Linked DNA regions of Homo sapiens: all the other regions are linked to region 2. Evidence: chromatin loops called from intact Hi-C (ENCODE). Cell type or tissue: heart right ventricle. All regions are shown on one strand.

Region 1 (2,500 bases), 94 kb before region 2:
GCTGAGTTCAGTCTCAGCTGTGCTCTGACCTGAACATGAGACCCCAGGCAAGTCTCTACCCACCGTGAGCCTCGGTCTCCCCATTTGTGTCATAAAGGGCCTTGACAAAGGGCCCTCTGATATTTTGGGATTCTATGACACCCCTATAATCCCCCCAAATCCTTGTTACCTTGTCCCCCAGGAAGGCCCGGGGCAGCTGCCAGTAATAGAGGCTTCCAGGAAGCAGAGAGAAGCCTTCGTAGGAGAGAGAGAACTAGGAGGGAAGGGCAGGTGGTAAGAGCCGAGGGGAGCAGGGGTGGGGGTGGGAGGGCGGAGGTGGTTCCGGCAGGGGTGGACCGTCATGGGAGGGAGGCCTGGTGGCAGGGCAGAGAGACAGAGCCCCCCACTCCCACCCGACAGTGCGGGTCCTGGCCTTGCTCTTTGGACGACTTTCTTCCCAATCCCGGCCCAGGTCCCCAGCTGCTCTCTCTGGGCGTGGCCTGGGTCGGCTTCTCCTCCCATCTGGTGGGTCTCTTTTGTGGACCAACGTTTACACAGCACATCAGTAAACAATTTCAATGGGATGGCTCCTTTCATATGTATTTGAAAGAGAGTAACCAGCCTGAGTTGGTACATGATTGATTTAAGAGAAAATTGGAAAGAAATAATAGTCCAAGTAGTTCACAGAAATTGGTGAAGTTGGTTCAGAAATGACTGAAGTCTAGAAAGCATGGTGGGTGGGGATCCCTTGATGGGCACCTTGGCACATACCTGAGAGCCTGGTGAGAAAGACAGAGAAGCTGAGGAAGAGGAGGAGGAGGAGGAAGAAGAAGGAGGAGGTGCTGCTCGCAGAGCAGCTGCAGGCTGGGGATGAGGAGAGAGCCCCTGGGGAGGGGGTTGGGGTTGGGCAGCAAAGCTGGACAGGAGCTGCCAGATCTCAGCATCCATCCGTCTCTGAGCCTCGTCCACCTGGGGGACCAGGAGCCGAAGAGCGGCAGAAGGGAGCAGAGAGGGACAGAAAGGACGTCCGTGAGGCTTCACCTCCCCACGGGCCCAGCCAGCCACCCGCTCTGCACTGTCTGCTCACAAGTGCTGATACCTGGCACTCTGGCCCTTGTACCCACTGCCCTCTTGTTCCTCCTGAGCTAGGCGGGGATATCCCGGGATGGGTTTGGCTGCCTATGGGCCGTGACTGATGGGAGAAGCCCTACAAAGGGTGCCCAGCAAGGGAGGGGCAGAAGTGCTGGAGGCAGCCCCAGGGGCATCTGGACGGGGTTGTTGCTCCTCGGCCTGACTCTCTTTGTGTGCCCTGGCAACAGCCCAAGCCATTCATGGTTCTGGAATGTTTCCCAGGGGAGACACCAGAGCAGACCAGGCATCAGGCTGGGGCCTGGCCTGGCATAGGGGAAATGGCCCAGGAAAGCTGGAGTCTTCGCTCAGGTGCCTGCCTGGACTCAGCTCTCTGGTCTCCTCGCTGTGGCCCTAGGTACAACCTGTCCTAGCCAGGTCCTCAGTTACCTGTGATGCCCGCTGTGCCCAGTCCCTGCCCTCTGGGGGCTCTGGGATCCTCCCAGCTGTCACGGCTGCCCGCAACTGCTCCTCTGAGAGGGATGTGCGGTTCTGATGAAATGGAGGGAGCAGGCGAGCTAAGACCTCCCAAAGTCCTGGAGCTAGAGCCATGGGCAGGGTCCTCTACCCACGGACATGGTAGTCAGAAAGGCCCACACTAATTAGGAAGAAAGATGCATGCCCCCCCTCTCCAGGCTGGCACCCAAGGGTTAACTCCAGGCCGCCCACATGCACACAGAGGGTTCATGGTGGTTGCTTGAGAGGCAAGGCCAGGGGAACCCGGGGGGCTAGATACAGTCATGTGGATTAGCATCGGGTTAGTCTCCTTGCTACCTCAGTTGCCATTCTGACTTCAGACAGTTGGCACCAGGACCAGACCACACAGCAGGTGAGGCAAGGTGAGGCACATACCCTCCTGGCTCCAACCCTGGGGTCATGGGACACCGCCTGGATTCATGCAGACCCCCAATGCCTTGGGCACTGCGCATCTCCCCACGCAGGGCTGGGAGCACCCGAGAAGGCACCACGCCCCACCACACCAACTTCACACCACGCACGTCCTGGGCCTACCTGGTGAGCCCGGCGCATCCGCGCAAAGTACGCCTCCCCCTGTGGGGCGCAGGGAAATGCCAGGACAGGAGACAGAGATAGGTCTGAGAATTGCAGGACAGGGCAGCAGGGAGGCCAGGAGATAGCGAACCCCAGAAGGGAGAGGGGAGAAGGGACCAGAAGGCAGCCAGCCCCGGGAGAAGCCTGGAGTACCTGGCTGTGTCCAACGAACAGGGATAGGGCAACCCCAACCCCAGAGCGTGGGTGCCACCGGATGCCCGTGCTGCTCAAGAACACATTTGGGCAGGTTGTCCCAGAGCCCACCCCTGAGCCCCTGCCCCCCACAACACCATCACACCATCGCCACCACCATCATCACCACCTTTCCACCAGACCCTGTTCT
Region 2 (2,500 bases):
ACAGGCTCTGATGACAATATGTTATGAGCCCAAACTACAGCAAACGACTTGACAATGGGACGGAGCACTTAAGATTGGGACTCTCTGGGACAGGAAAGCAATCATTGCTGCCCTGTGTTCAGTGTTTCCTATGGGCCAAGCCCAGTGTTCAGTGCTTTATCTCCTTGAATTCTCACAGAAACCTTGTGAGGGAGCTATTGGTGTTACCCTAGGTGAAGAAACTGAGGCACAGAGAGGTTAAGCGTCTCAGTCTGGGTGCAGTGGCTCACACGTGTAATCCCAGCACTTTGGGAGACTGAGGTAGGTGGATCACTTGAGGCCAGGAGTTCGAGACCAGCCTGGCCAACATGGTGACACCCCCATCTCTAATAAAAATACAAAAATTAGCTGGGCATGGTGGTGCATATCTGTAATCTCAGCTACTTGGGAGGCTGAGGCAGGAGAATCGCTTGAACCTGGGAGGCAGAGGTTGCAGTGAACTGAGATTGTGCCACTGCACTACAGCCTGGGTGACAGAGCGAGACTCCGTCTCAAAAAAAAAAAAAAAAAAAAAAAACACAGAGAGAGGTTAGGTGTCTTGAAAAAGATCACACAATTATGGTTGAACAGGAATTCAAACCAAATCTACGTCTGTCTGATACAACTTCCCACATTTCAACCAGAGCAGAGGGTCCCTGGTACGATGCCGCAGAGCTGTGGAAGCACAAAGGCAGGAAGGACGGGTCCCAACGGAGAGGTGCTCAGGGAGGGCTTCCTGGGGGAGGTGACAGTCCCAACCAGCCTAGAAAGATGAATATTGAAGAGGGCAGCAGTGGGAGGCATCTGGGAGGGAGACATTTGGGCCAAGGCTTGGAGGCTGGCCGACTGAGCCCCTGCCCCCAAATCACTCATCGACCCCTTGACTCCTCCCTGCCATTCCCTGCATTTCTCTTTCTTCCAGCTCCCCTCTGATCTCTGGGGTCCATCCTTCTCTTTTTACCTTCTTTCTCTTGAGTTCTGTCCTATCTCCTCATTCCCCAGTCATCCATTCATTCACTTGTTAATTCATCCACTCATCTAACACAAACTGAGCACCAGCTCTGTGCCAGGGCATTGGAACCTGAGTGAGGCAGTCCCCAGAATTGGTGGTGAGTGCGTCCACCACACTCAACTCAACCCCTAAGAGGAGGCTCTGAGATCTGCCCTGTCCCTCAGACGCACCCAGAGACAAACACACCCTCACACCTAGCAACTTCCTAGAAAACACCTGGAGGCAATCATGGCTCTCGGGCGCCCCTTGCTGGTAACTTGGGATGTTGCATCCTAGGCTGGAGAGTCCAAGTGTGACCCTAGGAAGGTGCTGCCCTGGCTCCCCACAAACTCCTGGTGCACTGCAACTTCTGCCAGCAGTTCCATTCTAGGAGTTTCTAAGAGTGCAGTCCTTGTCATAAATGTTTAGTGCCCTACCCTTTTGTTTGTTGTTGTTTGGTTTTTTTTTTGAGACCAATCTCACTCTGTTGCTCAGGCTGGAGTGCAGTGGCTCCATCTTGGCTCACTGCAACCTCCGCCTCCCGGGTTCAAGTGATTCTCCTGCTTCAGCCTCCCCAGTAGCTGGGACTACAGGTGTGTGCCACCATGCCTGGCTAATTTTTGTATTTTTTAGCAGAGATGGGGTTTCACCATATTGGCTAGGCAGGTCTCAAAAGTGATCCACCCATCTCAGCCTCCCAAAGTGCTGGGATGACAGGTGTGAGCCACTGTGCCCGGCCTAATGCCCTAGGCTTTGTCAGGCCCAAGCCAAAGGCCAGAGTAAGAAGCAGTGACAGATGTATGTTTGTTGTACTGGGAAGGGGGGACGGGATGGGTGCTCTGGAATGTGTGTGTGCATCATGGATGTGTGTGCACCAGTGCTGTACACGGGAGGGGTCTGTACACGGGGGTGCCTGGGTGCACATTCTGAGTTTGTGCTTGTGTATCATTGTCCTGCGGTGAGCAGGCCTATGCAAACCACCACCAAAGACCGAGGGAGCTGAGAGGCCAAAGAAAGAGGCTGACAAGTGCAGTTTATCAGAAAGAAAATAGGGACTTGCAAACAGAAGTTGCAAATTCATTTACTCAATAAAGTGCTTTTGAGATCTATCCATAGCGACACCGTCAAGCAATTGCAAGATGGTGCACCCCTGCACCTACCTTCCAGAAAACATTATTTTTATAGCAAGCTTTTAGGGTAAAGACATGTGCAGCTGGTCATGCCTCAGATATTCTGAAGCTCTTGACCACTGGGGAGTCCAGATTAGCATTTTTTTTTTTTTTTTGAGATGGAATCTCACTCTGTCACCAGGCTGGAGTGCAGTGACACAATCTCGGCTCACTGCAACCTCTGCCTCCCGGGTTCAAGCGATTCTCCTGCCTCAGCCTCCCGAGTAGCTGGGATTACAGGTGCCCACAACCATGCCTGGCTAATTTTGTATTTTTAGTGGAGACGGGGTTTCATCATGTTGGCCAGGATGGTCTCGATCTC
Region 3 (2,500 bases), 67 kb before region 2:
GAATGTGAAACAGCTGACTGGCTGTCAGTCCCCAGCAGAACTGGGCTTTACCTGCCCAGTGCCCTGATACCTGTGCCTGTGGCATGGGCAAGCACAGGACCTGGCCACACCAGCCTTGCAGGGACCTGCCAATCAGTCTGCACAACTGTCACTCAGCAGGTTAAGAGATCACACCCACTTCTTCTTGCTTTGTACCCCAGGGCAGGCCCAAGGAGCCCTCAGCCCAGGAGACTGGCTCTGGGGCTTCCCTGGGGGACAGGAGGGAGACCTGCAGGAGGCCTGCAGCAACTTACCCATCTGGAAGTCCCCGCTGCCCAGGTCCCCACTGCCCAGGTCGTCTATAAGCAAAAAAGAGATGTAATCAGCAACAACAAGTATTTGTTGAGTACCTACTGGGTGTCAGGCACTGTTCTGGGCACCTAGTATACAGTGGGACAGGGTTGAGAAAGCTCGGAATGGTCGGTCACCCTCCTCCCCCATGCCAGTGGGAAGAAGCACAGTCTCACCCCCCACCCCTCTGCTCCCAGCCTTGGATCCTTGGCTCACCTCCTGAGATGCTGTCAGCCAGCATGTCCTCATCATCAGAAAGGTACGAATGTGTCCAGCGCATTTGGCTTGCTGTGACGGTCTCTATGTCCTCAGGCAGAGACAAGCCATCGTATGCCCTCAGCCCATGGGTCACCTGTAAGCAAACGAGAGCTGATTGAGTCACTCTCTCCAGCTCCCACTGAGCCCCACGGTCCTTCCCCTCACTTCCAGGGGGACCCAGAATCCCACCTTCAGGCCCCTTAGTGGTTAAATTTGACTTAGTATGGCTCAGTGAGCCAGGCTGGGGCTGAACCCTTTTGATTCAGTTTCCCCAAGTCCCATTAGCCCCTGGAGGCTTCAGAGCCCAACCCTGCTATTTCCGAATGAATCCTCAAATAAAGCAGACAATAAAATGTAAATCACTTTGGTAAGTAAAGACTCCTTTTCCTTTGGAGAAGGCAAGGGACACCCAGGACATGAGTGAGTGGATGGGGGGATGCGGGCGGGTAAAGGGGTGGCCTCGGGCAGCGCAGATGGGGGGCACAGGCAGGTGGAAGGCTGGCCAGGGTCAGCATGGGTGGGGACACAGGCAGAAGTCAAGGGCGAGCTGCTCAAAGCCGTTGCCTCCCCAGGCAGCTCCTCCCCAGGCCATTTGGCTCCTCTTCCTGCCTCACTCTGGCCTGCCCGTCTCCAGGCTGCAGGGAACACATTCCACTGTGTTGGAGAATTAGCTTTGGCACATGCAGCCACACTGACAGGCTCATCCCTGGGCCCAGCAGCGCGGAGGCAGAGCTCAGTATCTGGGCTGAATGGGGACAGGCGTGGTGTCAACTCCACGTGACCTCAGGCTGCTGCCGAGCCCAGGATAAGCTCCACCTTGGGGCCTGCAAACTATGTGGGCCGGAGCAGAAGGGCCCCAGCAGCCATAACACCTGCCTTCTCAGGTGTGGGTCCGGGCAATGAGTGCCTCTTCCCCCTAGACAAGATCCGGATGATTCCAAAGCAGTTTTACCAAATAACTTAGAGGAAAACAAACCCAGGGGAGCCCAAGGGAACCCCGTGGCCCTCAAGTGTGCAGATTCACGATGGCTGGACCCCAGATTCCACAAGCACAAGTATGCACAGACTGGCAATGGCCTGGCATGAGGGCCTCAGGCCCTGCCCTGGCCTTAAGCCAGAAGGAAATGGTCTCGCTTTTGAAAACCAAACCCACAAGGGCTAGACAAGGTAGTGAGGTCCAAGCCAGAGCAAAGGCCAAGGAGGAGAAAAAAACAAAGAGCCAGCCAGGCCCCCTTCCCTCCCCACCCCTACTGCTCCCACAGTCCATATCTCTCACGCCGGGCCCTCTGCTGGAATGCCCTTCCTCTCTTTGTTTCTCAGGCGAACTCCAATGCATCCTCCAAAATCAACTTAAATACCACCTCCTCCACCTACTCAGGAATAAGGAGGATCAAACCACTGATTGATAGGTGTGGATCTGAAAGAAGCCAGACACACAAGACTACAAACTATACGATTCCATTTATATGAACCCTTAGGGGTGAAAGTCTAATCCATAGTGACAGAAAGATCAGTAGTCACTTGGGACCAAGGGCAGGCTGGGGGTGACTGGGAAGGGGGCACAAGAGACACTTCTGGGGTGATGGTTCCCTGGGCATACATATCTCATTACTGACTGTACCCTGAAAATGGGTATATTTTGTTGTGTGTATTTATGCCTAAATAAGGATGACTAGAAAGAAACTCTCTTTGTCCCGACTCCTTGCTGTTCACAGTGACCTCAACCCCAGTCTGGTTCTGGGCTCACAAGGTTATTGTCTGTACCTCCGTTGGAATGGAAGCACCTTGAAGGCAAGGGCTGTGATGAATTCATCTCCACCTTTTCTGCACCCTGTGCTCAATAAATACTTGAATGAATGAATAAATGAACGGACAAAAACGGAATTCATCACCTATGAATTCCAGTCACTCT

What was found. Hi-C counts contacts between places; a loop is a spot of excess contacts. Peaks named below come from ENCODE experiments on the same cell type or tissue, not always from the same donor. Only the 100,000 strongest peaks of a DNase experiment are listed, where the experiment ranks them.
Region 1: a loop joins it to region 2, with 3 times the contacts of the local background. A loop is called at or near these places in 37 of 110 quality-filtered maps.
Region 3: a loop joins it to region 2, with 7 times the contacts of the local background. A loop is called at or near these places in 38 of 110 quality-filtered maps.

Annotation. Positions count from the first base shown.
Region 1 is chr1:21,868,716-21,871,215 of GRCh38, forward strand. The region is part of intron 33 of HSPG2 (heparan sulfate proteoglycan 2); the gene reads right to left. Among named protein-coding and RNA genes, the nearest start is that of LDLRAD2, 58 kb to the left of the region's middle. In heart right ventricle, no CTCF peak of the experiment used is centred here; a DNase peak (open chromatin) is centred at 1,306; H3K27ac peaks cover 1,567 bases.
Region 2 is chr1:21,962,885-21,965,384 of GRCh38, forward strand. No RefSeq gene overlaps it. Among named protein-coding and RNA genes, the nearest start is that of CELA3B, 13 kb to the right of the region's middle. RefSeq lists a silencer at 1,160-1,427. In heart right ventricle, CTCF peaks have their summits at 1,277 (motif pointing left) and 1,496; a DNase peak (open chromatin) is centred at 1,267.
Region 3 is chr1:21,895,629-21,898,128 of GRCh38, forward strand. HSPG2 (heparan sulfate proteoglycan 2) reads right to left here. Exons shown (of 97, transcript NM_005529.7): 2 at 547-682; 3 at 294-338. Among named protein-coding and RNA genes, the nearest start is that of HSPG2, 40 kb to the right of the region's middle. In heart right ventricle, no CTCF peak of the experiment used is centred here; a DNase peak (open chromatin) is centred at 1,293; H3K27ac peaks cover 2,500 bases.